Linked DNA regions of Homo sapiens: region 2 is linked to region 1. Evidence: read pairs that join two places in POLR2A ChIA-PET (ENCODE). Cell type or tissue: endothelial cell of umbilical vein. All regions are shown on one strand. Each heading gives the region's core, and the rest is flanking DNA. Links, peaks and the distances in the headings are about the cores only.

Region 1 (15,888 bases), core at 4,292-9,291:
TGATCACTACAGTAAAAATGCCCTTTAATTTGACTTAAATATCAAGTTTTGGTGATGAATCCTTATACACATATTATAGTGATAGAACAAAGAAATAAGATTTCCAGAGCTCACAATAGCTACATCAATTTTCCATTAAAAGCTTCAGAATTTAGCTGATCTCATTTAGTAATAACCTAATTAGTGAAGGTAAGGAAATAATAACATGCATCAATCTATTATCTTTTTTATATAAATTATATAATGAAATTAATTTACAGCCATAAGAATGCAGGTTATAAATGACTCTGATAATGTATTAACACACTAGAAACCCAATTGAACCTGTAAGTACATATTTCTTCACTGAAATTGCTCAAAATCCATTCATCAAATTGTTTCATCTAAATTCGTTTCCCACTGGTAAGGAGAAAAGGGGGCAGAAGAAGAAAGACGAGAGAGAGGTGGGAATGAAGGGATTCCTGATGTTACAGTCCTGTGCCAAATTTTAAGCTTTTCAAATACCTAACAGAAAAAAAAAAACCTTCTAGTATGTTGTCATACTAAACACAACGAATGATGGCTCTTGTCCCCAGTTTCAGTTAAGTGCTAAGAAATACAATTCATGACCTTATTTTTGTGTATTTGTTTTTCTACAAGAGCTCCAAAGAGCCAAAGCTTGGCGTTGTTCCTCTTATCAACCTTATTTGCATTTATGTTTTGGAATAAGAATTTTATGATACAAAATTCTCAATATGCACCTGATGGCCTTTTGAATTCTCCCAACTAAAAACTGACGTATCTCCGAAAAAAAAAAAAAAAATCCAGTTCATCAGACCATATGCCGCAATTATTTTATCTTCTCAAAACTAATCTTTTTTTTTGTCATAAAGTCACTGGACAGTTTCTATATATTCTGAAATAACATCTACTGCATGCCTCCTTAAATATTTCACTTTCTGTAGAAGTAGAGAGCAGAAGAGAAGGAATATTAGAAGCACTGTGAAACTCTAAGTCAAAGACGGGTGTTTTGTTGTTGTTGTTTTGGTTGGTATGACATTTAACAAGTCCAGAAAAACGAAAGATCTCTCCTTCAAGAGAACATCCTACATAAGTAGCCACAGTGAACCTCTCCCTGATGACCCCTCAAGAAAGAACAATTGCCAAGTGTCTGTATGTAGGCCAAAAGGTCTATCTCAACATTCAAATTATTTGAAATATGCATTATTTTAATATTCATGTGAAATTTTCATTTTACTTCCTTAAATAAATATCAACTTATTTTCATTTATTAAAAATTCCTGGCCAGGCACTGTGGCTCATGTCTGTAATCCCAGCACTTTGGAAGGCCGAGGCAGGTGGATCACCTAAGGTCAGGAGTTTGAGACCAGCCTGGCTAACATGGTGAAACCCCATCTCTACTAAAAATACAAAAATTAGCCAGGCATGGTGGTGGATAACTGTAATCCCAGGTACTTGGGAGGCTGAGGCAGGAGAATCACTTGAACCCAGGAGGTGGAGGTTGCAGCGAGCCAAGATCACGCCATTGCACCCCAGCCTGGGCGACAAGAGCAAAACTCCTTCTCAAAAAAAAAAAAAAAAAAAAAAAAAAAACATCCCAGGTAATATTTCAGCCCCACACCACCACATGCTCCCAGGGGGATCTATAACCAAGTATGAGATGCATAAATAAAGCTGACCTTCTGGATGAGGTATACTAGCTTATAGAAAACTATTAAATGCATGCTCTAATTGACCTTAAGAGGTTATATAGTCAAACCACTGTTTCTAGGTAAGATTATATTTCGTCTAAACGCAACGATCTACTTTCTATTTGAAAATCTCCAGAAGGGGAGGTAACATATCTTAGTATGTTTTAAATTATAGTACTCAAAAACTATTCAAATCTAAAAATTCCCTTTCTCAGTGATAAGTCATCTATTCATTTCCACCCTAGGTTGCAATGAAGGACAGCTATTAACTATTACTACCTCATCATTATTATCTTTTAATATTAGAAGCTCAAGAAAGTTACATTTTGTTAAGAAAAAGCTGATTTTTACTCAGAACTGTGCAAGACCTATGAAATGATAATAGCAGTAAAAATAGCAATAGATTTGAAACTCCATCTACAATACCTCTGCAAGCTCAGGGGGACAGAGAAACTAAGGCATTGTCCCATCCAAGGTCATGCAGAATTAAAAAAAAAAAAAAAGAGTCAATGGGAAGCCAATCCAGGACTTTCAGTCTCCTGTTCTTACTGCTTCAATAGCCTCACCATCATTAAGTTCTTTTTCATTCAGGTTAGACAGAGTCCTATGGGATTCATTCCCCCTTGTGTGTGTTGCTTGGCTGAGCCATACATTTCTATTGGCCCTATTGATTAGGCATCTGCTTCCTCTGTGAGGATAGTTTGCTCTTGTGGAACTGTGTTTAGCAGCTGTTACAGTTCAGATGAGTGTTGACAGGATGAAAATTAAATTAACACCCAATAACATTTTAACACCTGGTCCAACAACTGCAATATCATTGAATTTCACCTTTTCAAAATTGCTTCGGGAGTTAATTCATCCTTACTTTGACTTTGACCTGAGGAGACATTCCTGTAATTTTGCCACAAAAGACTCTCTCCTGACTGTTCATTTATAATTTCCATGAACCTCTCTCTGATCCATGTTTAGTGACTGCATGGCCAGTTTTTGGAAAATACACAGGATAAATATCCTATTGGAAGATGTGCCACCCTCTTGATTACAGCTAAAGAATGAGCACAGACAAAAACGTTAACCATAAAGAAGTTGTGTTTCACTGTAGCATAAGCCAGATTGGTGGGCAAGTAACCATCTTACCAGGGAAAATGAAGTCAGAAAGAATACAGGTTTCACACACTTGTGACTCTCTCAGTCTTGATCGGCTTGTGAATAATGTTGGAAGGAGGATGTAAAGCACTGTTTTGAAGCCAGTGGACTCTGAAGTTGGTCGGCCTGGTTGAAAACTTCACCTTGGCTGCTCCCTAAACACATGACATTGTGTAAAATACTTCAATGGTTAAGCCTCACTTTCTTCATAAAATGCAACTAACAATGGTGTCTATTATGCAGGATTATTTTGATGATTATACAATCCACGTAAAACTCTTAAAGTGCTAGTGCCCGAGAAGGTCCTAAGTAAGCCTATTTACCATATTATTTCACAGTCCCTGAACTGAAAGGGAGCTTTGAGATCATTTAATCTTGCCCTCTCATTTTACATTAAGCAAGAACAAGGAGGTTCAGCAATTTCTCAAGGATGTTTATTTTTGTAGTTAGAGCTGAGAAACAACCCAGGTTTCCTCATCAGAACTTTTATTTTCTTTTTATAAGACTGCCAACTTCTATTTTAATAGGTTATTTATTTAGAAAAGATTCTGTGTCCATGCTATGTGATTTATCCACTTAAGCTCCTTTTGTGTTTATCTTTCTCCTCTGGGAGGTGGAAATGGTGTTACTTGCTATTGGCCAGAGTTTTAAGAGGCATAGATAATAAAAATATCATACTACCATTTGCTGTTTAGAATTTCTATCAGATGCTAGGTGCCCTGTCAAAGATAAATATAGCACAGTACCTAACTTACAAGAAAGCAAGAAAAAAATGTTATCACACCACCACATAAAAAACACAGTGTATTAACAATTGTTAGAAAATGATAATCCATTTTGTAGATTTTCCAGGATCATTATGTCTTTTCTTATTTTTGTTGCCTTCAATTTTATTGCTAATTATATTGGTACAGAAGGAGGACTAGCAGAAGGGAGAATTGCATTTTTTAATTTGGGTAGTGTTGCACATATTAACAATTATTTTGGCAAATGTTTTGTATTTCTAGAGATTGATATTTTAAGCTGTAATGAGATTTTAGGATTAACTCTAACTTGTATTTATCTATTTTTCCCACCTGCCTTTTCCCCAATGAAAAGTAACACTGACTCAAGAGTTTTTCTTTTTGTATTATGATAGATTATCCACCCCCAACTTTTTTTCTTTTCGTCCTAAATGTATAGTAGTGATAAAATAGGCACAATTTGCAAAATACAATTTGGGGGTGATAATTACTTTCACACGTGATACTTTTAAAAAATAATCTTAATTATTTTAAATAAAACATTCCAATCCTTAATTATTAAACTTGCAAAATTCAATGTAAGCATTAGTTTCTCAGAAAAATGCATTTTGTAAAATGAGGTATAATTTCATGACCAAAAAAAATGACAGATGGGAGGGGAGGGTGTGAGGATTTTTACTATTCTAACCAGCTAGTATGAGAAAAGCAGTTCTCCAGAAGTACAAATCAAATGGTGGGAAGTATTGAATGTTTTCAAAATGTTATATAATTGCTTAATTGCCTCACTCTCCTAAATGGTTCCCTGTGTCCCCTCAGGCAAATAAAGCCTTCATTACCCTAACTGTAGAAGGGATCTAATCACTCTGGAGAGAATATGCATATAATTTGAAATATATAAGCATTAATGATATAATAATGTGCTCAGCAACAGGTATATCACTGATTCCATCTATATTTCCCAGATAAAGGAATATGTATCTGGAGAAAGGTGTATTTTTCACTAAAAATAATGAGACTGATAACAGTTTAAAATTATTTTTAGTTATCTAAGCATGCATTTAAAACAGGAAGACAAGTTATGATTCTCGAATTCTCATAGATATGATAGTGTCTTTTATCAATCTTTTGCAGAACTAATTACTAAGCATCTAAAAGTACTCATACTAATACTAATATAGTCACACTATGGTCAGGATTAATATTTTAGTGTTGTATGAAGAATGAGAAAAGATAATCTTTACAGACCTAAAATATGTTTGAGCATTTTTAAGAGCCTTGGCAGCCAGTGACGCTTTGCTTTTGAATATTTTAATTATTCTTTACTACAGTAAGATATGGTAATCTGGGGAAAAAAATATTGTTTTCCTAGGAGAAAGAGAAGCAAAAAAAAAAAAGAAGTGGAATAGAAATCAGGAAAACTTCTCATCTATGTCATTGCCAATATATAGAGTTATCAAGTAATAATTCATAAAATCATAGAACTGGAAGAAATCTTAGTGTTCCATTCAGTCCACACTCATGCCTCCTGGAAGTTAAGTAGAAAATAAGAAAAAAAGGAAAAACAACTATAGACTCTTGAATAAAAATCAGCAGCTCGGCCAGGCACAGTGTCTCATGTCTGTAATCCTAGCACTTTGGGAGGCCAAGGTGGGCAGATCACCTGAGGTAGGGAGTTTGAGAGCAGCCTGGCCAACACAGTAAAATCTCGTCTCTACTAAAAATACAAAAATTAGCCCAGCGTGGTGGTGGGTGCCTGTAATCCCAGCTACTCGGGAGGCTGAGGCAGGAGAATCACTGGAACCCAGGAGGTGGAGGTTGCAGTGAGCCGAGATCATGCCACTGCACTCCAGCCTGGGTGACAGAGTGAGACTCTGTCTCATACAAAACAAAACAAAACAAAAAACAAAACAAAAAAACCCAGCCGCTCATCAACCTCTGATACTATTTAAAAATATTCATGATAGTTTTGGCAACCAAAGCAGGTAGAGCTCCTTTTTTGCCACTTCATCAGACATAAAATTAACAGTAATAATAATAATAATAAATTAATTAAAATACCAGAGAAACACAACTCAGCATACTGGGGATCATCTGACGGGAACACTTTATTTTACAGATAAGATGACCATCCCCTGTAAATTGTGGCACGTGTTCTCCATGGCTACATAGATAGAAAAAACAAGATGCAAATGGAGGGACATTACCTGGCAGGCCAACATCCGTTTTAGGACACCAAGGTAGTAATCAAGCTTGCTCTATTATTAGCTATTAACACTTAAGTGGTAGCAGAAACTAACAGGAGTCTGAAAATTCTAGAACTTTTAGTTTATTTGACAAAGGGAATCATGATCTCGGCCTCTAGGGCATCTCAGATGTGGCACGGAAGTCATTTATTTTGATGTCTACCAGCCTCTCTTCCAGCACTCTGACCTGCTACAGATGACTGCTAATAACTATACCCAAATAAAAAAACGTTTGGAAGGGAAAGTTCAAATGTACAGATTTGGTACAAATATATATTAGCAGGAAAATTACATATGTATATATCTGGTGGAAAATTAATCAAAATATTATTTATTACAGATATATATATATATATATATATAGCTAATGTACTATTTGACATAACCTATGGTCATTATTGAAATTCTTTAGATCTGTTCTTTGGGTATTCTATAAGAAGGTTAAGATTCGTAATGTTCGCCACCATCTCAATAGATTTTTTAGATATTTTTCTGATTTTACTTTTAATACAAACCACTATTAAGACAAGAAACAAGCCAACAAACAAATACATTTCCCATGGTAACTGGAACTCATTCTCTATACCACAGATCACCAAGAAAGCAAAGTGTATTCCATCTGCATGACAGTTTAGGCTGTGAATACCAAGAATATAATGTTATGACCTAAGAAATCTGAGGTGAGAATGTTCTTTAAAACAGTCTTGACAGATACACATAATCAAGATGTCATATTGCTGTGGCATACCATACCCACATCCATGTGAAACACAACCTGTAGAAGAAAACAACAGGAAAAGACAGAGTCATTCCTTGGCCGATACCTTATACATTGCATCACCACCAAATGTTAAGTAAACAAGAAAGCAGATTTTAACCAGGGGGGTAAAAGTCCTTTATCTAGAGATCTTTATTTAAAGTTTTATTACAAACTGGGAAAAACAAATGTAATTATATTTGCTCTCAGAGAGGGATCAGGCTTAATACATTTATATAAATGTAGCCTTCCTAAGAAAATAGATATTTAAGCTTTGGTTCCTGGGAGTTCCTAAAACTGAGGATGAAGGGAAATTGCCTTTGGAATCAGTTACACACCCAGAATGAGCTTCAAGATGAACTAAGGGAATAGGAAGAAAAAACAAATATAACCTATCACTGAAACTATATTAAGTTTATATAACATTGTCATCTAATGAAAAATGTTATGAATTGAAATTTATTTGATTTATTGACTATACTTAAAACATACAATTATTCAAAATATTTCCCATCTGAGCTATTAGTATTTTGTAGAAAGAATGTTTCCAAATATTTAAAAAACAATCACATTCTTAATAAGCTCACAAATTATACTACAATTATTGCAAAAAGTTAATAGATAAATGTGGGCTGGTAACTTACTTTTACAGAAATAACAAAAGTAAGCTCAGATAGTCTCCATATTACAGTAAAGACTCTTCCATAATTGAAACGCAAATGCTTTTACTTACAAACACATGCAGTGAATGTTGATTAGGGACTTTGGGTGTATTTAACCTGTAATGAGGGCTGATGCAGTTAAGACTTGCCCTAGACAGGACACAAAAAGTTCAACAGCGCAATTCCATGACTGAAACAAAGATGGAGTTTCATCATTCAAGGAGAATGCTCATAGATTTAGCCATTATTGATATGTACCTAGATGTTAACTCTTTCTTAAAGCTAAGTAGTCCATTTCTAACTTGTCTTCTAATATGATCTCATCTCAGAATCTACATGACTTTAAATTTAAAAATTCTTATTGAAATAACTTCACTTCTCTATATTTATTCAATTTCTCTCACTCCTATTCTCAGGTGAGGTGATAATCCCATATTCACCATCTTCAAAACAATTTATTTTTTTTTTTTTTTGAGACAAAGTCTCACTCTATTGCCTAGGCTGGAGTGAAGTGGCGTGATCTCGGCTCACTGCAACCTCCACCTCCCAGGTTCAAGCGATTCTCCTGCCTCGGCCTCCCTAGTAGCTGGGGTTACAGGCACCCACCACCACGTCCAGCTAATTTTTGTATTTTTAGTAGAGACGGGGTTTCACCAATTATATTTTTTAAAGTATTTATTTAGGTCATCTGAAAAGCAGACAGCAAGATGGGAGTAGACTTACTTTTTTTTTTTTTTTTTTTTTTTTGATGGAGTCTCGCTCTGTCACCCAGGCTGGAGTGCAGTGGCGTGATCTCGGCTCACTGCAAGCTCGGCCTCCCGGGTTCACGCCATTCTCCTGCCTCAGCCTCCCAGGTAGCTGGGACTACAGGTGCCCGCCACCACGCCCGGCTAATTTTTTTTTTTTTTGTATTTTTTTTTTTAGTAGAGACGGGGATTCACTGTGTTAGCCAGGATCGTCTCTATCTCCTGACCTCGTGATCTGCCCGCCTCGGCCTCCCATAGTGCGAGGATTACAGGCATGAGCCACCACGCCCGGCCAGATGGGAGTAGACTTTCAAGAGATTCTGCAGTTAGAAACAACTGCAAAGAATAAAGAGGAGAAAGCAGGATCAGGCAGAGAAATCCTTCAGACTGCAATGCAGAACTGATGTTGTTGACAAGAAAGGGAAAGAAAGAGAGTGGGGCAGGTAGAGTCTCAGACTGCAGTGCAGCTCTAAGAAAATCTGAGCCAGAAAGACAGGAGTCCCCAAACCAAACTTTCCTACTAGGGAAGTCCAATGTCTCATCAGAATGGGCCACCATCAGATGCTTTCAACAGCAGAGCTCAATGGTGCATTTCTGTCTGCCTTGGTAGTTTTGGACTCTTCCTGCATCTCTATGAGGATTGTAACCTGGAATATGAAGACACTTTTACTTTGTAAATGCCCAAAAGTGAGGCAAGGTCAACTTACCTTCCAATTGGAGATAGGAATTCTATCAGTGTCACAGCGACTAAGGACTCAAACCAACACAATTGCCTTATGACAAACACTATATTTAGAATAACACAGCTCTTCATTCACATGGGGAATTAGAAAAAAACCCTGAGGACTTTATTCTCCATTCATAAGGATGTCTCTTTATTTTTCTCATGATTGATTAAACATATCTTGGAATAAGTTTTTCAGTAAGGGTAACATCCTTCTTCAGAATATGCATATGTAAGAACTCCTTTCCATCGCCTTTGCAGATACACACCAACTTGACTGAGAGGAAATAAAAGAAATAAATAGTCAACGATACTGTTCCATAGGCGAGGCACATTTCCCCCCAATTCCCCCACCACCACCCGCATAATTCTTAACAGACCAAGGTAGAACTGCAGCTATTGCCAAGTGTGAAGGGATGTGGGGTTTGAGGATGAGACACTCCAAAGTCACTGAGGAACAACCAGAGAAATGAACTCAACTACATATAAACTGGTAGTTACTTGAACTTGTTTTATCATACATCATTTTACTCTCTTATTTGGAGAGGTTAGGAGGATAAAAATCATACAACATAGACTCCTTTGGAAACCGGGTTTCTAGATGTGAATTAGCTGCATTCACATGGCATTTAGGGGCAGTGGTGGCTGGCAAGCAAGTTTTGACAGGAAGGTTTTTGCTTCAGACAGGCTGAACGTTCTGCTCCCTTGTCATCAACCATCAGCATATATGATGGCAGTGGAAGTAGCCCTGGGAATAGCAGGGATTTGCGATCTTATAGCAAAAAGTCTAATGATAATCTGCTTGCAATGCTTTTCTAAAAAAGTAATTCCCTGTAGAAAGCCTCTTTCTGCATGGTTTTGTTTTTTCTGAACAGAAACCTTAACTAACACAATGATCATGCTATAGAACTGTGTGTGTGATAGGGAGGTAAATGGATGGAGATCATAAGGTGGAAAGCTATGGAATAACTGCACTTGCATCAGGATGGAAGAGCATCATGGAAAAGTCATGATGCTGCTTATTGAAGACTAAGAATCTTCCAAAGAAAGGAAACCTAGTTAGTAAATTCTGGGGTAAGAACATCCTGGAATGAAATACAGAGATGATGGGCATGTAAAATGGTGAATTTTCTATGAAGTCAGGTAGTTCCTGAATGGATTAAACAGAATTCAGATATTATCTAGAAATTTCACTCCTAGGGTATATCCAATAGAAATGAAAACATATGTTCATACACAAACTTGTACACAAATGTTTATAGCAGTTATTTATAATAGCCAAAAGATAGAAACAACCCAAATGTTCATCAATGTACAAATAGATAAATAAATGTGGTATATCTATACAATGGCATATTACTTGGCCATAAAAAATGAAGTGTTGATACATGCTACAAGATTGATATGACTGAAAACATTATGCTAAGTGAAATAAGCCAGTTTTAAAAGTCCATATATGATATGAATCTATTCATAGGAAGTCCACAATAGAAAGATCTATGGAGACAGTGGTTGTTTTCAGCCAAGGAAGGAAAAAGGGGTAAGGGTTTGATAGTTAAAGGTTTATGGGATTTCTTTTTGAGGTGGTGGAATAGTGGAAAAGTCTTTCCAGACACAAGAAACAGAGTAAGTCCACAAAAAGGAGTTGGTAATTTTATTTGTTCTTGCCTTGCTTTATTGCTGCTACTTTTTATAGGGTGTTGTTTTTAAAACATAGTGTATGTAAAACAATGCTACCCCTTCACAAACTGACATTTTTGCTTTCTTGTACCAGTAAGGCATAACCAAACTTGAAAACAACATGAAATCCTCTCTTACATCTTTCTTTTCATGTTGAAATTGCACTTACTCTTTTATTGTTGGCGTATTTTGATTTAGAGTTGTGTTCTGGTGTATTAATTCTCTATTACTGTGTACCAAATTACCACAAATTTATTAGTTGAAGGTGACATCTCTTTATTATCCCACAGTTCATTAGTTCAAAAGTCTGGGCGCAAATGCCTGGATTCTCTGCTCAGGGCCTCACAAATCCAAAATCAAAGTATCAGCCAATCTGTAGGCTGTAGGGAAGAATCTACTGTTAAACTCACTCAGGTTGTTGGTAGAATTCAGTTCCTTGCTGGCTATTGGATGGCAGTTACCCTAGGCTCCTAAAGGCAATTGTTTGGTCCTTGCATGTGGCCCCTTCCATTTTTAAAGCCATGAACACAACAGCATGCAACATCTTTCTTACACTTTGAATCTCTCTGATTTTCTTTCTGCTGCCAACTAGAGAAAACTAACTCTGCTATCAAAAGGCTCATGTGATCAGGTTAGGCCCACCAGAATAGTCTCCCTTTTGATTAGCTGAAAGTCAACTGTTCAGTGACTTTAGTTACATCCGAAAAATCACTTTTTCAATGTAAGGTAACACAACCAGGGCATACTCTTTTGTTACATTCACAAATCAAAAGGTTAAGGCAGGAAATCTTGTGGGGAGTCCATCTTAGAATTTGATCTGCTAAACCTGGTTTAGATGAAAAGATTTCTATGAACAAGTAAACTTTAGAAGTGCTGTCTAAGAAATGATAAGTAGGGTTTTCTTTTCTCTGCAGGACATCTCCACATTTTTAAATGGTTTCTGTACATTATGATTTTCCAAGAAGATAACAATCTGTGTTAATTTTTTAAAATTGTATATCATGAGTCATTATATCAATGTAGTACATATGACCATCACTGTTCATAGGAAAATTAAACTGAGTAAAAAAATATTAGAATCAACCACAATAGGTTAAAGGTATTTTTGTGAATGATTTTATACTCATCATCCATATATGTATGGTTTATAATGTATCAGGTAATGTCCTAAGAATTTTACCAAAAGCAACATATTTTAATTTAGTAATAATCTTTAGTGATAAAGAAACAGAGGCAGAGAACTTTGCCAAATGTGACACAGGTAGCAAATGTTAGAGCTAAGATATGAAATAAGGTTCCACCTGGGTTTGCAGAATCTAACTACTATAGGGCAATGTTCTTAAGCATCACTCTAGTGCTAAAAGCTTTGTTCTTTTTTCAGAGCTTTTATGTCTAATATATTTAATAAGTAACCTCCTATGTTTCCTAAACATAGATTACAGTAAAATCCTTTGTTGATTCCATCCTGTAGTTCACTGTGTATCTTGAGAAACATCATTTAGAGATGCTTTTGTTTATATGTATAATATAAAAACAAGGTGAATGGAATACTGCATGGCCATAAAAATTAACAAAATCTTGTCCTTTGCAAAAACATGGATGCAGCTGGAGGCTACTATCCTAAGTGAATTAATGCAGGAACAGAAAACCAAATACCACATGTTCTCACTTAAAAGTGGGCACTAAACATTGAGTACACTTGGACACAAAGAAAGCAGCAAGAGACACACCAGCACCTACTTGAGGGTTGAGAATGGGAGGAGGCTGAGGATCAGAAAACTACCATCATGTACTATGCTCATAACCTGGGTAATGAAATAAACTGTACACCAAACCTCTGGAACACACATTTGTCTATGTAACAAACCTGCACATGTATCCCCTAAATCTGAAATAAAAGTTGGAAAAAAGACCAACAAGATAGATCTTATGCAGATGGTTCTAAATCAATTTCAGTAAATTAAAAACTTGGTTTGTAACTTCAAGGATTGCAAAATATTTTAAAACTCTATCTAAATAGTCCCTATTTTAAAATGCTTCTTGACTTATGATGGGGTTACATCCTGAGAAACCCATCATAAATTGAAAATATCATGAGTAGAAAATGCATTTAATATACCTAACCTACTGAACATCATAGCTTAGCTTAGCCTACATTACTATGCTTAGAACACTACATTAGCCCACAGATGGGCAAAATCATCTGGCAACACAGTACACCATAGGGTACTGGCATTTACCCTCATGATTGCCTGGCTGACTGGGAACTGCGGCTTACTGTCTCTGCCCAACATCAAGAGACAGTATCATACCACATATTCATAGCCCAATAATCAAAATTCAAAATTCAAAGTCCAATTTCTACTGAATATATATAGCTTTCACACCATTGTAAAGTAAAAGAATTGTAAACCGAACCATCATAAGTTAGGGACTGCCTGTATTTCAATATTTTTTAGTAGAATTAAGAGTAATACAATTTTCAATTATTATTTAGGTTTATAAGACAGTCCAGGAATTCACTGAAGTAAAAAAAAAAACAACTCAATTTCCAGAGCTTGATTATACCATGGAGGCAAGAGTAAATGGCATTAAATCAATATCCTAATATATCAAGCAGCTTGTAGAAGCAATGAACTGGATTGCTGAGAGCATTGTGGAAGAATCTTAAAAACATACCGTTGAGTTAAAAAAAAAATGGAAATGGAAAAATACCTAACTAAAGCACAATGTCATTTAGGTAAAGAGAAGGGGATCATCACACATACAGACAAATAAAGATGTCACTGTATTTTTTCGAAAACACATGCGTATCTACCACATAATGGGTACATCTAAGATTTAAAAATATCTACAATATTAAAGGCACCACCAGCAGTGATTTGTGAACGGTCTCATGCCATCTGCCCACAAGCTTCTTCCATGAAGCCTTGCCAAGTCCTGGCTCCATCTTGGAAACTGTCTGGCCTTCACTCCCAGGGGAACTTTGGCTGTTTTCTCTTGTCCCCACCTTCTGTCCTTGACCTGCACATTCACTTCTATTGATCATTTCATTCATTAATTAGAAGTAAGATTAGCTATTGCACCACTCTGTTTAGCTGATGTGTATATCTTTGGAAAGTCTTCCAAGTAAAAGACAGTTCATATTACTTTTAATTTGTTATCTATGATACCAGTAATCATTTCTTCTAGAAGTTAGGCATCATGTCTTTGGTCAGGAAAGTGACTTTCTATGGTAACATGGTTTCTATAGGAACATCCATTTAAACTATACCTTTCAAAGCATCTTTTCCTGAATACAAATTCTCAGAAAAACAATGCATATCCATAGATTTTTGATGGCTAAAAAATAAAGTTTATGTATATGTTATGTAAAGTTTATGTATTTGTTAATCTTTCTCTGCTTATTTTATCAGGATACAGACTGAGGATATTTATGAGGTTTCACATCATATGTCTCTATTTTGCAAAGCATTTTTTATTAATAATGACTTAAGAATTCCCTGAATGTATTTTAGGAGTCAGTTGTATAAACAATTACATGCAAATAGTTTAACTAAAATAACCTAATTATAAAAGAAAATTTTCCTATCTCAAAAGCAAAGAAATAATAGTCATGACAACATATATTATTTCTGTCATTCATTTACTATAATAGTCAAAAAATAACACTTCAAATTCTTGCTATGCCAAGTTTTGATGAGATTACTCTATTTTTCTTGACAGAAGATGTACGAAAAATTCTTATTGAACTTATAGCTAAGTGAAAAATCCAGAAAAAAAGCTGGATATGTCAGCCAATGAGAGTGACATTGCTCATTGTGAATGTTCAAGTTTAGTAATAAATCCTCCCTTCAGCGCACAAAATATTACTTACTGCAATAGGACTCAGTTCCTCAGCTTACAGTTTAGGTCATACATGTGTAAGCTTCTTGCTAATATTTTAATTTAACATTAAGAAATGTCTTCCAGATGTTATTAAGAAAATGTAATGGTACAGAAAAATGAAAGTTTGAACAATAAATATTTGCTTTGATGAACAAATGGAAAACATAAATTTAAGAATACTTAAAATCTACAAAAAGATTGACTTCTCCGTGCAGACAGATGCACAATAGGTTACCTTGCAAAACTGAGTTGCTTACTGGTAGCCCCAGCCTCTATCATGCTACGATAACCCACTGTAAGTCTATATCATTGCCTAGATATCAGTATAGTCTCTCACATAACAAAAAAGTGTGTGGATGATATCATCAAGACAGTTACATTTATCAAGTTCAAGTAAAGTCTTATGAATAATATTTCAAAAATAAATATAATTTGTTTCCCCAGGAAATAGATGTGTCAAGTCTGCTATTGTGCAGGACCTTGGATTAATATCCATTTCAGTTGATAAGCTTCAGAAACAAATTATGCTTTCATCAATACTTTCCTTAATTAACTCTCATACATATTGTCTGTGTATTCAGATGGACTCTGCAGTGCTATCCTGTAAATTGACCAAAGAGGACAATTGATTGAGACTCTCAAAAACAAGCTTCCTTGAGACAAAAGAACTTATAGACCAAAAAGTCAAAAAGGCCTAAAGTATTCCAGGTATTTTAGCACAGATTCAAATCAAAAGTTGGTAATCATTCCAAAAGAATTACTGGGATTCATCAAGGAGTGTATTTTTGTACATACCTCCAGTGTTATTTACAGCTGTTACAGCTAAATTTCAGTAAAGATTCATTTACCCCAGCTTTCTCTCTCTCTTTTTTTTTTTCTTATTTGCTCTTTGTCCCTTTGTAATTCCTGCCACAAAATTTAACCTGTTCTCTTAAAGTTTAACAATAACATAGTCGGCCGGGCGCGGTGGCTCACGTTTGTAATCCCAGCACTTTGGGAGGCCGAGGCGGGCGGATCACAAGATCAGGAGATCGAGACCATCCTGGCTAACATGGTGAAACTCCGTCTCTACTAAAAATACAAAAAAAAATTAGCCAGGCGTGGTGGCGGGCACCTGTAGACCCAGCTACTCGGAGAGGCTGAGGCAGGAGAATGACGTGAACCCGGGAGGCGGAGGTTGCCGTGAGCCGAGATCGTGCCACTGAACTCCAGCCTGGGCGACAGAGCGGGACTCCGTCTCAAAAAAAACAAACAAACAATAACATAGTCATCAACTCAAATATATATATCTTTTTAAATTTTATATATAATTATATAAAAATATATATTATAATTATATATAAATATATTATTCTATATTCTATATTATATTATATATTATACATATTTTTATATACTTTTTATATACTTTAAAAATATACTTTTGTATACTTTTTTATATACTTTTTAAAATTTTTAAAAATTTTTCTCCTCTATGACCTGAGAGCTATTATGGAAGATTCTCCTTCCAATTATGATTGCCTGACCCTGTCCCTTTCTGTTTTCCTCTGACTTCTACAGCCATTTTTTCTCTGTCTTTTCTCTTGGCTTCTTTTCCTCAATATATGT
Region 2 (15,888 bases), core at 6,221-11,220, 50 kb before region 1:
AGTTTCCAATTTTAGAAACTATTAAGTTTAGTAAGTGCAAAGTACCTATCTAGCCAATGTAACACAGCATAAATTGCAAGAGACCTTCTGTATCTGAAGTTTGGTCAGAAAGAGCCAACATCTCTCTTAACCTCCCACGTATTTACCTTAGTAATCAGAAAAAGTCAAAATAAACCAAGTAAAGACGAGTTTTGTTTTAATTCTTCTGTAAGTCAAATACATTAAAGTAAGTAAACACAGAGGAACGAGCTCCCACAGGGATTGAGGAATAATAGCATAGTAAGTGACTTGCAACGGGAACACATTCAACACTTCATGAGCTCACTGGAATTCGTGACACCTGCTCCACCTATTGAGTCAGCCTTGTGGTGGGTGGGTGCTGGAAAGGGAAAAGTGGGTGACAAATGCAATTTCCATGGACCAAAATAGGTTCTGGCACATTTAGCTCCTAAGATTTTTTCTATTTAACTTTCTGAGGAAATTTTGGAAGAAAAAATGTTTACCATACAAAGTTTTCTTTCAATAAGAAATAACTTTTACAAAGATTGAGATATAATCCTAGTTTCTATTGCAACATAACTTGAAAATACAAACGTATTCTGATTTTCAGTTAAGCCAGTACATCAGATTAACTTTTCCCCCAAGATGAGCTTTCTACTTTTTAGTAAAAAATCATCATCCAGGTGACAAATCAGCTTTAAACAGGCCTTAAATCAGCCCAGAATTTGAAATAAGCTCTTTCCTGCCAAAAGTGCAAAGACATCTGTTATCTCTTCTCTAATTCTTCACATTAAAATTGCAACAGCAGAGCAAATTTTTAGCATCATATCTCACTCAATCATTGATCTATGGATGAAAATTATTAAAATTTAAAAAAACCAGATATGCTTATTCCCAAAAGTTTCATTCCTTGAGGTTTTTGTTTAAGATAAAGTTGAACACATGCATTTCTATCATGGCACTTATTTTAAGGCTCACCTTGGCTATTATTTCTCTCACTTGCCAGGTTAACCACTCTCAATTTCCACTTTTTTGTTAATTTAAATGTATAATAAATATACAACTAAATCTCCCCTTAATAAATGCCACTTTTATTATACATATATATAAAATAATTGACTTAAGTCATTCAAATATAATCAGGTTTAATTTATCTCTTCAAGTTTGTCACTGAAAATACTCTATTAGCTAAAAATCTCTAGATAATGTCATTGTATGTATATGAAAATATTTTAAATTTTATGTTAATACAAAATCATTATTTTATTATTTGTTATGTAGTTGATAGTCATTGTTGAAAACATGTAAAATAAAAACACATGAGGGAATTTAATAATCTTTCATTCAACATCTAAATATCTCTTTCACTGGAATATATTGAAAATATATACAATATAATTTATATTTATATTTGCATAAAATGTTTCTGTAAAATTGAGGTGACTCCTTATATCATTTTATAACTTTTTCCAATTGTGTTTTCTTTTATTTCCCTAGTAATAATCTGTTAAATCTCCAAGTAGAGCACCTAATATTTAGGATACTCATCCTTATAGACGCCTCTCACTCCCTTTTTTTTAAACGTGAAATATTAGCATCTTATAATTTATTTTATAGAATGATCTGTTTTCAAGTTCAGGGATTTCTTTGAAAATTGCATTAATTCAAAGGCAGTTCTCCATTTAATTGGATTAATGTGCTTCACCTGCACAACTTATTTCTCATCGAGTTGTGATTTTTATACCTTTATTTACAGAAGATGTGAGTAATCACGGAATGTGCTTCTTTGGTCCTCAAACACAGATATAGAGTTCTGAGATCTGAGGAAACTCTTTGGATGTTAATCCAATATCTCTGATATGAGAAATCTGAAATCAGCATGATTATCTTTTACTTTTTATGTTAACCTATTTTTTAATCTGATCTAGACGGTTGAAAAACATTTTAAACCTATTTTTAAATGTAAAATAAAAATCTAGCACAGGTATAAATATGTTTCCTCAGGTAGATTTTCATTTATGTTCAGTAAACTTTCTCAATCTAAAGTTTTAAGTCTTCTGAAGTTTAGCATTGATCACTACTCCATCAGTTCTGTGTTTTCACTCAAAACTTTTTTAAACATATATTTAAATCATATATGTTGTGTCTGTCCTCCACATCACATATTTTCCCTTTCAGTTAGAAGAAAGTTTCTCCAGTTTTTCATCTTCTTCACGGATTTAATTTTTCAGCATTGTCATGGTTGTTACTCATTGTTCCATTTTTTATTTTTATTTTATTTTACTTTTTTGTGAGGCGGAGTCTCGCTCTGTCGCCCAGGCTGGAGTGCAGTGGTGCAATCTCAGCTCACTGCAAGCTCTGCCTCCCGGGTTCACGCCATTCTCCTGCCTCAGCTTCCTGAGTAGCTGGGACTACAGGCGCCCACCACTACGCCCAGCTAATTTTTTGTATTTTTTTTTTTTAATTTTAGTAGAGACAGGGTTTCACCGTGTTAGCCAGGATGGTCTCGATCTCCTGACCTCGTGATCCACCCACCTCGGCCTCCCAAAGTGCTAGGATTACAGGTGTGAGCCACTGTGCCCGGCCTCATTGCTCCATTGTTTTAATGTAATAACTTTGATTCCGTTTTATGCATTGTGCACTCTTATCTCATGTTGTTTCCTTCTTTTTTAACTCCTTACAAAATTTTTTTAAAAAAATTGTAAATGTTTATTCTGTTTCTTGAGTAAGTTTATTTTGTAGAAAAAAAAATTGCCATGATTTTTTATTTGTTGGTTTGTTTGTTTGGAAAGGAGTCCCTTTGCCGCCCAGGCTGGATGGAGTTCAGTGGCCCAATCCCCGCACACTGCAGCCTCTGCCTTCCAGGCTCAAGCAATTCTCCCACCTCAGATTCTGGAGTAGCTGGGACTACAGGAGTGCGCCACCACGCCTGGTTAATTTTTGTATTTTTAGTAGAGACAGGGTTTCGCCATGGTGCCCAGGCTGGTCTCGAACTCCTGACCTTAAGTGACTCACCTCGGCCCGCCAAACTGCTGGGATTACAGGCATGAGCCACTGCTCCGGGTGATTGCCATGATTTTTAAGAGTTGTTCCCAGAGTATGCACACGTATGTTTATTGTGGCACTACTCACAATAGCAAAGACTTGGAACCAACCCAAATGTCAAACAATGATAGACTGGATTAAGAAAATGTGGCACATATACACCATGGAATACTATGCAGCCATAAAAAAGGATGAGTTCATGTCCTTTGTAGGGACATGGATGAAGCTGGAAACCATCATTCTCAGCAAACTATCGTCAGCAAGCTATCGCAAGGGCAAAAAACCAAACACCGCATGTTCTCACTCATAGGTGGGAATGGAACAATGAGAACACCTGGACAGAGGAAGGGGAACATCACACACCGGCGCCTGTCGTGGGGTGGGGAGAGGGGGGAGGGAAAGCATTAGGAGATATACCTAATGTAAATGACGAGTTAATGGGTGCAGCACACCAACATGGCACATGTATACATATGTAACAAACCTGCACGTTGTGCACATGTACCCTAGAACTTAAAGTATAATAATAAATAAATAAAATAAAATAAAGAGTTGTTCCCATTATAGTGATAAACTGAGAAAGCAGAAAGTAAAAATGCGTGTTCACGTGCCCACAGACCTCAAAGGCCCCAAAGAGGAAAGTGAATCATTAAGACTGACCACAGTATCAACCACTGTGCTATTACTCATCTCTTCCTGGGATGATTTTTTTCTATCACTTATCTACCTAATTTGTGATTATATAAACTCTGGTTTCACATACATAGATATAGCCGTGAAGATAGATTGACAGCTTGTTACATTAGAAGCACTTAATAAATATGAATGATTATGATGATGACGTGCTGCAGAAATCATGATTTCAGAACACTATTGTACAACTCTCAACCTCACATAGAAGCTTAAGAATACTAAATGATACTTAGCTTGCTTACTTTACTTGAAGGGAAAACCAACAATTTTCTTTTCAAATATCCAGTAAAAGAAAACAATTGAGTTCACCTGATAGCTGCTATCAAACACAAAATAATGAAAACTTACAATCTAGAATAGTAAATCTGAGCTTTCAGGAGATAAGAATCATTTGACCTATTTACAAATTAGAACATGCAGTCAGTATGTATTTATAAAATTAATTTATATAAGTGATTTCAAAACATGTGATCTTAGATCATAAGCCCTCTTTATTTAGCTGAAATAATCATAATAAAAAGTTGTTGGCAGCAAAACTTGTAATAAATATTTCTGAATGGAGATTTAATTAATTATAACAGCAATGCTTGAACAATCATTGCCAAAATAAATAAATGCCACCAAGAACACAGGCCTTCCATGCAATTTGCATTGCATTAACAGATCTCATTTTTATCATCAGCAACTTTTTACTAAGAAACCATTGTGAACAAAATATTGGCAGTGCTCTCCTTGATACAGATATGATCAACTGTATTTTCTCAGGTGAGTGGGAACAAGGAGGTGGACCATGGGGAAGAGGAAACAAGATATGAGTCTTTTGGCCTCTCTTTCCGCTTCATTTATAACAATTGCAAATATTAGGATTCCAACAACAATTTTATTTGTTCGAGCTTACTGATTTGCCCATCCTTCAAACTTAGAAAAAAAAAACCACATTTTTTCCCAGTATTATGAGAATCTTAGAGAGTTCTACTATAGAAACATACATGTCCCTGTCAAGATACAGCTACTCAGCCTCTTGTATTATTGACTAACTAAATTATTGCCTAATAAAATAATATAAAGCCAGATATCCTGACTCTAGTTATATATTCATTTAACTCATGTGTTATATTTTAAGTTTATCATCTTAATGGTTTTTCTCTTGTGCTTTACAAGAGCCTGGTATCACTTCATCTGTGACACTCCACACTGAGTACAGAAATCTTACAAGATACAAACACATGCTTCCCTACTGAGACTACCAACAAATTCCAGTCTGTTTCTGCTATACTCTTTTTGATATGTCTCATTATCATGCTTCATTTAGTAACTCCAGTTGTTATATTATACAATTCATATTAATACTCCTTAATATACTTTTGGCATCAAATGGCACATAGGTAAGTCATTAGTAAATATTTATAATTAAGCTTAAATAAAATAGTTCTGTAATAAAAGCCAAATAAGACACCACTGGGCTGTAAAAAGAGCATTTTTAACCCTAGCCCTTATTGTTTAAATGATAGCTTAAACTAGAAGGCAAGGAATCATGGATATACAATATAATGTATATCTGAATAAATGAGAACCTTTAGAGCTATACAACAACTAGAGGCTATTTTCTGCCATGAAAATTCAGGTAGAGACACTAAAGAAAGGTCCGTTGTGTCTGCAAAACTCATCTGGGAAGCTTCTTAGGAAACACGAGGGGGATTTCATGTGAACGAGAAATAAACTTCCACTGTGTTTTTTAAAAAAAAATCAGGAAAGTCTCTTAAAACTCCTACTTCAGACTACAACCACAAGCACTGAATATTTTTAGAAGAATGTTTTACAGTAAGCATTAGCCTATTTTCTGGTAAGGAGAGACAGTCCTCCATACTTCCAGCATTTCTTGCACTGTATGAATTTATGAAATAGCAAACGGCATTGGTAAACATTAAACTATATTAATAGAATTTATGAAACCTCTGTTGATAAGTAAATGCCTATACAGATGACACTTAAAGGTGTTAGGCTCTCTCTGATAGATAATTTGGCATCATATTGAGGAGTGACAAAAACAAGCTTAAAATAGTATGGGATGCTAAGAGACAATTTTTATCAGAGGCTAACCAAATATGGAACCAGGTTCCCATATACTAATGTCTCAGCTACACTTGGACAGGGACTTCAGCAATATTCTTGTAATGAAAGCCTAGTAATCAACATTAGCATCAACATGTAGACTATTTCATATAATGTGCTCAGCTATATCCACCCAATTTTTTGTTTTATTTATAAATATCATGTTTAATAGAACTTTTTCAAGTATTTATGGTTTAAATTTGATTCTGCTTCCTAACTACTGAGACTGAGTTCTTTGGAGGAATTCCTATTCTAAGCGAAATTAGTAATGGCTAGAGGTTCTGCCTCACCAACCCAACATACATTTTTGTCATATACCTTTGTGACTATGTCCTCGGCCTTAGCTGCACAAAGGCTATTCTTGCTGAATGATGTAGAGTTTACAAAAGTATGTAGAATGCCCACTGGGAATTAGTCCAAGACCTAGATCTAGAATACTAGATACTAAAATAAAATGAGTATTATTAGATTACAAAATGACCTAATTTTTTTTTCTATCTTCGTTTCTCAGTGGGATTTAATGGAATCATTGTAAGCCACCATAACAAAGCAGAAGAGCCCAGGGAACCACACATATCTGTTCATTTCTCTCTGAAATTCCCATTTCTTTTGAGTCCCATTGCTTTACTTAATTAATGTTCTATGATTCATCATTCTCAAATATCTGTCCATAGCAAATACAAAATTTGTTCTCATTTGCATCCATCCTATAACTCTGTCAGTAAAATAGCCTCCTTGTTATCTCTTCTCCCACAACAAAACCATTCCACAAATCATTTTGACTTTTTTTCTTTCTGATCATATTGACCTTCATATTCCCATTCCTGAGATTACCATTGTTACACACCAAAAGCTACAGAGACACTGAAGTTATAGGAATGCAATTTTACCAAAATCATTTATAACGGTCAATTATTTTTATTTTGTTCAACAGACAATAACTATAAATAATCTGAAAAGAATGAAGTAGAATAAATTAATGTTTTCCTATGAAGAATATGTGTGTATATTCTAGTACCTGACCCTCACAAATCCACGAAGCAACATTTAACTAACATGCAAATCTCCATATATATTTAATGCACTAGTAACAAAACGAGATCAACAATAGTACCAAGAGTTTCTATAAAACAACAACTAATGAAAATGTCTACAGAGGAATATTTTCACTTTTTAAACATAAAATGATCAATCTAAAGAATATATTTTGGCAAATTAGGTAAGAGCACAATTGGTTCCATTATCTTTTGGTTAGAATACACTTCTCTAAATGTAGAAAGGATTTTGATTGAAAATATATCCTTGATTTTATGTAAAAAATTATTTCTATGTCATATATTGTAGTTAATTGTGTTAGTAAAATAATTGCACAAAAGTGGATGTTCTCGAGTCATTTATGTAAAATGTAAGAGACACAGTATTATATTCAATAGCAATAATCGAAGGTATATTATAGAATCTTTTAAAAATGAGCCATCAGCAAATTAGCAGGTATATTCTGGCAATAATACTCACATAGTGACAAAATTGCTGTATTTTCTACGGGAAGAACTGGGTAGTAAATTTCATATTATACCAAAGTTCATTTAACAAGGGGACTTTTCACAAGAATCTACCATTGTGAGAAAAATAAAAATAAAAGCAAATACAAGTAAAATACCTGAAACTACACAGAAGCCCTCCACTATGTTACCATGACACTAGTTACAGAAATCCAAGAGTGTTTAAATCCTGCCTCTGGCAATGTTATATATAACATGTGTAAATTGTATTCTCAAGCCTTAAATTGAAAAATTTGCTTCTCTTCAGCTCTTCTTGTGGGCTGAGAAAATAAAAGTCTGCAGGAAAAAAAAGTATGACATGAACAATAAACATAATAGATTTTTGGACTTTCCATCCCTACATTTTATACTCTGAGCTTCCTTTGTGTTGCCAAAGAGAATAGAATTTTCCCAAAGCAATACTGGTAGTTGAGGCAATATTCCACAAATAAAGTTCATTAGAATTAGGAAGGAGCTATTTCCAGTTGACAGTTCACTCAGCTCTATAGCTGTGTTTGCACCCAGTTTAGCCATCATCCGTCACATTTCTGTTCCCTAGAGGTACAACACAGGGAGTTCTTTGTTTCTTAGCAGAGACTTTCCAGATAGCCAACAGAGGAGGTCTCTCAGGGCTTTTCCAAAAGAGACTGGGTAAGGAAGCACAGGCAATTGCAGACCAGAAAAAGGAACAGCAAAAGAGAAAAAGCGCTCTTAGCATAGCACTGGGCTCTTAACAGATATTCAAAAAATATTTAATTAATTTTTAAAAATTCCATATCTCATACATTCTATAATCAGAATCACTGAATTAGGAGTTTTTCATCTCCCTTTGTCCTTAACAATCTGCAAGAAGACATTCAAATTTAGAAACTAGACATACCCACACCCATCTACATGCAAATCAGCATTTGTGTGCAACCCCGGGCATTTGGAAAATGTTAATATTTACAACTACCTGTTTCAATTTAATAGTATAAAGTATTATATTGCAAAGTGTTTTAAAATAAGGGAGCGTGCATATTCATAAATACTCTTTCTTGAATTTTGGACCTGATTTTTGAAAGTAGTATCAGGAGTCCCCTTTCCTTCACACTCCCACAATCTACTTCAAATTTTTCAGGGAAGTCCCTAGAAAACAACAAGGGCATAAAATATAACCATCTTAGAACACAATCCCCCCACTAGGGCAATGAACTTTTTCATCAAAAGAGTGCAGAATCCCAGCACTTTGGGAGGCCGAGGCAGGCGATTCATGAGATCAGGAGATCGAGACCATCCTGGCCAGCATGGTAAAACCCCGTCTCTACTAAAAATACAAACATTAGCCGGGCGTGGTTGCACGTGCTTGTAATCCCAGCTACTTGGGAGGCTGAGGCAGGAGAATTGCTTGAACCCGGAAAGTGGAGGTTGCAGTGAGCTGAGATCACACCACAGCACTCTAGCCTGGTGAAAGTGTGAGACTCCGTCTCAAAAAAACAAACAAACAAACAAACAAAAAAAAAGTGCAGAAGATAAGATTTCCTGTAATGTCCCCACTAGTAACAGAAAAGAAGACAAACTCTGGAATTACATAGCCTTCCCCTTGAGATTTGTCTTGAGGCTAAAGAACCTAGGGGAATGAAAAGGAGATGACATTTACTGAGTGTACATTACAAACAAAACACACTTCATGGCTTATATATTATATATTTAATCTTTGCACTAGTCCTGTGAGGTAGGTGGTAGTTATCCCATCTTACCAATGATGAAACTGACACTCAGAAAGGTTAGGCAACATTTCAAGATTACACCGTTAGTAAAAAGAGGGCTCTGTGTGACTCAGTGGCAGCCTTCGCTGAACTGTGTACTGAAGTAGACTGGCTCTTGAGCAAGAGCCATCTGCTTGGGCTTATTCTGGTTTCTGGGACTTACAAAAAGAGAAACCGAGGTTCTTCTTCAGAACTCTGTCTTGAAAAATCATTTTTTAAATCCATTTCAAAACTATCAATTAAAAAGACAGAACAGAAGGAGGACTTTGAAAGAGAGAAGCCAGAGAAAGGGAAGGGAAAGGAGTCTTTAATTCTCAGGATGCCCGCCCTGGTAAATATAAAGAAAGAAAGAAAAAAAGAAAAAAGAAAAAGGAGCATGAAAACCCCCTTTCTCTCTGAAGGACTCCAGCAGTCAAAACAAAAATGTGGCCTAAAGCTCTAGGACTTCAACAAGGGAAAATTCAAGATGAGCCAGTTTTCTCACTATATTTCTCACTCATATTCACCAGCTGATTGATAATTTAGTGATTATGATATCTAGATTGCTAGAATAAAATAGGACTTAAATGGCTTTAGAAATCAAAGCTATTAGGTTGAGCCATGTGAAAATGTCATCTTTGTCTATCAAAACCGGTTGAATAATGACAATTTAGTGTGGTTCAACCTAACATATTAGGTTGTTAACATCAATCCAAACATAGGAGGAGACCAAAATAATGAGAATTCAAACATAGCAACAACTCTGGATCATGTAAAATACAAGTTTTGACCCACACAATTTCTCTGACCAAAGTTGATAAGCCAGTTTGCAGGTAGAACATTCCCAAAAGACAGTAGTCCAGAGCTCTGAAATATTACTCAGGAAACAGTCTTTTGCCGTTAACAGCAGTTTCACATATGGCAAAGCAAAACACATGTGAACAAAAGTTCTACTTCTCCCATGCCAGGGGCAGTTTTTCAGACTAAAATAGCTGGTCTGTGCTTAACTATTCTCACAGCTATGGCGAAGCTTTAGTTAGGACCTCAGTGTAAATTATATTCAGCCAATAATTGTGTGGAAGTACCAATTTAATTTTCAAAGAACAAGCCTTGAGGTTTAGCATAACTAAGCTTGAATTAACATGTTTGCTACAAGGGCTAGGCAAGCTGCTGGGTACGCTGGCCAATTCCAGTGTACAACCAACCCCCTTAGGTTTTCTACCACATGTTTGAAAGGCCTGTTCTCTATGGCAAAGGCAGAATATATCCTGTAGGCTCCCTATGCAGCAAGAGGCTAAAATAGCATTTAAATTTGATCCTTGGAACCAAGGGGGAAATACAAAGCTGTCCAATTTCAGAAGAGCTGGAATGAAATTCAGCTGATATCACTGTCATGCTTAGGAGAAGGAAAAGGCAGACAAGCCCAAGAGGAGATAGTCACAACAAACAAGAACTCTGGATCTCTGAAATGAGAATCGACTGCCAAGTCCTCTCAGCTAGCAGTGCACAGTGTTGTGAACTCCTGGGGAAACTCAGACTCTCCACAGATGGGCACTTGTGGCATATGTTTTCCCTTCACAGTACACTGTAAACGGATACTTTCCTTTCTGCTTTGCTTCTTTGTCTAAAATTTAAAGAGCACATTTAATTGTGCTAGGCACTTTCCTAGACATTAGGTCTAGATTCCAGATATTGGTGGACTAAGAGGAGAAGACCCCTAAGAAATTGTTTTAGGAAGAACCCATCACTTTGGAAATGGTGAGTGAACAAGAAGTCCAATAGGGAACAATTCTAACAAGGGTAACACACCTCAAGTATACAGAAGTTAGGCAATTAAAGCACCGTTTAGTGAACTAACACGGGTTTAATTTATAAGCATGTAAGTGAATTTAGATGAATATACATTTGTAAGAATGTAAGATTTTTGCTTTCTCGTTAAAGAGGTATACTCTTTAGTGCTAGTCTTCACATTTCTGACTTGTTCATCCCTCCCCACCTAAACTCTTAGATTATTTCCCTTCGCCTTACTTAATTGAAATACTTCCCTTAAGGGAAAAGTATCTACGTATTATCTTAAATGTAACCTGCCATTTTTCACAAGCAGTTTCTTTAGAATGGCCCCATGATTTTTCTGTATGTTATTATGAATTAGAAAACTAAAGCAGAATGGAGAATTGGTTGATAAAGTTAGTGAGTGAAGAAACTTCAAGATTGTATATCAGAGATTCCTAAAATAAATAACATCCCTTTTCCCCATTATGACTGAAATCATACACATTGTAATCTGATTTTTTCAGTATAAATGTTTTCAAAATAAAGGAAGTCACGTGGATAAAACAAAGGCGAAAGTATTCTGATGCCTTCTAGGTTCAGCTCTATCTGTGCCAAGTTGTTCTTTGATAATTCTATTACCAGATTCTCCTACTCAAAGAGGCTTAACTGGAACCTGTATGTGTTATACAATTAAATTATGTGTGACTAAAAAGAAATAAAATGTTTTCCTTTTCTAAAATATAGTTAATAAAAATTGATTTTCCCAATTTTGTCCATACTCACTTTGTAACCAAATGTACTTATTAAGACATGTCTTAGACACTGCAGTGTACATATGAGGTTTTTTATTTTCCAGTAATATACCTTTTTGTCCATCTTTTGTTAAAGCACACAGGTTTCCCTTCAGGAAACTGGACTACATTATGTTTTTACTCCCAATCTTCCCCCTCTCTACATTTAAATCTTTTGCAGTTCTTTCAACAGTAGCAGATTATACTTCCCTACCTCGTTGATTGGCTGTGTTATTTGCTTTGATCAATGAGAGTGTGAGCAGACATGACACGGAAGCTTCACATGTACTTGAACCCGTGCTTCCAGGGTTCTTTAGCCATTGCTATGAACAGAAGATACCCCTGGTGGCACACAGGCCCTAGAATAATGAGAGACATGTGGAGATGAGCTAAAACAACACCTCGCCTGTAGCCAAGCCAGAGTGAGTTCAGCTAAGATCAGCCAAACCCCAGCAAACCCACGGAAATATGAGCAAGCAATAATTGCTTATGGTTCTATGAGGATAATAGTTTGTAGTTCTAGTATTCAATATCATTGGCAGCATATCTGAGTGATAACAGACACAAATTCGTACCCTTATGAATTCTAGTGAGACTTTCAGTAAAGTTTATCTTCTTCCACTAAAAAGAGATGGGCATATGACCAAAGTTAGGTCAGTCTGACTCTCTCTCCTAAGAATTTCAATCAACCTGAGTAACAAAGACAGAAAACAGTTGAAGCTGTTTCATCCCGGAAATTCTGCAGAGATTATGCAATACTTCTTAAAATCCAAATTCCTAAAACAGCCAAGGATCTTGAATTTTCCAAGACTTCAGATTTTTCTTTATTCTATTGAGCTAACACACATTAGTTAAATTCATTCATTTGTTCTTAAGTTAGTGACTAATTTTCTGTTGCTGGTAACTCAAAAACCTTAATGATATAAGGACTTCATTTTTCAATCTCTAAATAAATTCATTGAATAGCAAAATATCTTATCATTATTTGTTTTTTTTTGTTGTTGTTGTTTTTGAGACGGAGTCTCGCTCTGTCGCCCAGGCTGGAGTGCAGTGGCACAATCTCGGCTCACTGCAAGCTCCGCCTCCCAGGTTCACGCCATTCTCCTGCCTCAGCCTCCCGAGTAGCTGGGACCACAGGCGCCCGACACCACGCCCGGCTAATTTTTTGTATTTTTAATAGAGACGGGGTTTCACCGTGTTAGCCAGGATGGTCTCGATCTCCTGACCTCGTGATCAGCCCGCCTCTGCCTCCCAAAGTGCCGGGATTACAGGCGTGAGCCACCGCGCCCGGCCGACATCATTTGTATTTTTCAGGACTGACCAAAATTCACAACGAGAAGGGGGTTGCCTACTACAATGGGAATTTCTCCAGACAAGTTAAAAAAACAAAGGCTTCAACATCAGGTAACTTACATGTATATTTAATTTGACATAAGAAAACGAATAGGGCCTGATGATGACTCTTTTTGTTTTAGAACATTAATAAAAATATTTCCACCAACAAACATTTCATAGGTGTTATTTTATTACAGAAGCTATACATTATAAAATCAAAGAACCCTCTTGAAATGGCATGTAACATGCCAAATATAAATTGAGTCAGAATTATTATAAATGTACTTTAAATAACTCATGAAAATGCAAATATTTATTTTAAATGATGATATAATTCCAGCAATATGATGATCAAAATAATCTGAAAACTCAGCTGCTACCAAACAGCTACAAATGTGGAATAAAATTTTATTGCATATTTTAACTGCATAGCCAATATTTAAATTACACTTGTGAGATATCCTCAGAAACCAAAATTGGAAAAGGAACGAAAAGCAGGGGAGAACTACATGAGCTGATAATTTTGCTGGGGTGGAGTGGGCTACGGTTAATTCCTCTCCTTAACAACTGATCTTGGATTTTAATGCCCAGATGTAGCTAATACTCTGTGTCTGAGAAAGGAACGGATTATTAGTGATAGTCTCCCACAAAGCTGAGACACTCGCCCTCAGTAAAAGGGTAGACACGTGTAGGTAAAGAGGGACTATAAGTAAGCTTATGCTTTTCCCTGAAATTTAGGTGAATAAAGAACTGATCTGAGAATCCAAAATAGTGGTGAACCTAACATGGATTTGAAATTCAAATCAAAATATCAAACTCTATGGTGCTTAAAGTACAAAATTAATATTAAAACAGCACCAGTTTGATTACAATACCTTTAGCACATGGCATTAGCCAATGCAGACACCTAAAATGAACAATACTAACAATAAATAGCAACAGTGATACAATTATAGCAGAGATTTAAAATGCTAAGAAAAAACTAATAACAAAGTTAGCCAATGAATATAAACTTTTAATTAAAAGACTTACTAGAAGAGGACAACTTGCAAATATATTTCATAAAAGACCTATAACCATTAGAGAAATTGAATTGGTCTACACCAGTATTTCTCAACTTTGTTACCATTGATGATTTGGACTAATAATTGTTTGTTTTCAGAAGCTGCCCTATACATTGTGGGATATTGAGCAGTGTATCTGGTCCCTATTCACTAGATGCCTGTAGCAGCCTCACAGTTGTGATAATTTTGTCTCCAATTCTCACGGATGACTGAGGGGTTCAAGACTTCAGTGGAGGAAGTAACAGCAGATGTGGTGGAGATAGCAAGAGAACTGAATTACAAGTGGAGCCTGAAGATGGGACTGAATTGCTGCAATCTAATGGTCAAACATGAATGGATGAAGAGTTGCTTCTTTTGGATGAGCAGTGAAAGTTGCTCCTTGAGAAGGAATCTACTCTTGGTGAAGATGCTGTGAACATTGTTGAAATGACAAGAAAGGATTTAGAGTATTCCATAAACTTAGTTGGTAAATCACCAGCAGGGTTTGAGAGGATTGACTCCAGTTTTGAAAAAAGTTCTACTGTGAGTAAAATGCTTTCAAACAGCATCACATGCTACAGAGAAATCTTTTGTAAAAGGTAGAGTCCATTTACGTGGCAAAATTCATTGTTGTGTTATTTTAAGAAATGACCACAGCCACTCCATCCTTCAGCAATCACTACCCTGATTTGTCAGCAACCATTAACACTGACGTAGGATCCTCCACCAGCAAAAAGATTACAACTTGCCTAAGGCTCAGATGATTATTAGCAATTTTTCGTATGTGCATTGTTTTTTCAGATATGTTATTTCACACTTAGACTATAGTATAGTGTAATCATAACTTTTATATGCACTGGGAATCCAAAAAACTCTTGTAACTCACTTTACTGTGATATTTGGTCTACTGTGGTGGTCTGACCAAACTTGCAGTATCTCTGAGGTGTGCCTGTACAGGTTCTCCAAAACCACAAATTAACAAATAATCTCCTCCTTTAAAAATTTGTCCCTGAGACTCAAGAGAGAATTTATTTTATGCGATGGGCCTTACATTAATGTGAAAATTACATAAGGGCAGAATGAGAAGTAGGTGTGATTTCTTAAAATGGAAGAAAAATTCTTAATATTAGAAAACTGATTCTTTAAACACTTATACACTGCTAGTGGGAATGTAAATTAGTTCAGGCACTACAGAAAGTAGTACGGAGATTTCTCAAAGAACTTAGAACAAAGGTACCATTCAACCAGCAATCCCATTACTGGGTATATACCAAAAGAATATAAGTCGTTCTACCATAAAGACACATGCGCACATATGTTCACTGCAGCACATTCACAATAGCAGAGATATAGACTCAACCAAGATGCCCATCAATGGTGGACTGCATAAAGAAAATATCGTACATATTCACTATGCCATACTATGTACTCTTTTGTAACGTACTCTTTTGTACACTGAAAGAATTAGGTATTTTTTCAAATGTTATTTTAGTTTTGGGGTTACAGGTTGTCAATTGCATGTCATGTAGATGCTATACTATGCAGCCACACAAAAAATGAAATCGTGTCATTTGCAGCAACATAGATGCAGCTGGTGACATCATCCTAAGCAAATTAACGTGAGAACAGAAACCAGATCCCTCAAGTTCTCACTTATAAGTGGTAGCTAAACATTCAGTACATGTGAGACAAAGAAGGGAAAAATAAACAATGGGGGCTACTTGAGGATGGAGGATGGGAGGAAGGCGAGGGTCAAAAAACTACCTATCGGGTACTATGCTCACTACCTGAGTGATGAAATCACCAGACCCCAGTGACATGTTATTTA

What was found. Peaks named below come from ENCODE experiments on the same cell type or tissue, not always from the same donor. Only the 100,000 strongest peaks of a DNase experiment are listed, where the experiment ranks them.
Region 2: POLR2A ChIA-PET joins it to region 1 with 7 read pairs; 2 of 35 experiments call an interaction of 5 or more read pairs at or near these places.

Annotation. Positions count from the first base shown.
Region 1 is chr14:26,799,337-26,815,224 of GRCh38, reverse strand. NOVA1-DT (NOVA1 divergent transcript) reads right to left here. Exons shown (of 7, transcript NR_147061.1): 7 at 8,758-8,989. LINC02294 (long intergenic non-protein coding RNA 2294) reads left to right here. Exons shown (of 4, transcript NR_110033.1): 3 at 6,415-6,503. LINC02293 (long intergenic non-protein coding RNA 2293) reads right to left here and starts at 5,877. Exons shown (of 5, transcript NR_110557.1): 1 at 5,785-5,877; 2 at 2,829-2,992. In endothelial cell of umbilical vein, for the core only: no CTCF peak of the experiment used is centred there; a DNase peak (open chromatin) is centred at 6,584; H3K27ac peaks cover 476 bases.
Region 2 is chr14:26,851,761-26,867,648 of GRCh38, reverse strand. All of the region lies in intron 1 of LOC124903296 (a long non-coding RNA gene), which reads left to right. Among named protein-coding and RNA genes, the nearest start is that of MIR4307HG, 13 kb to the left of the region's middle. In endothelial cell of umbilical vein, for the core only: no CTCF peak of the experiment used is centred there; no DNase peak of the experiment used is centred there.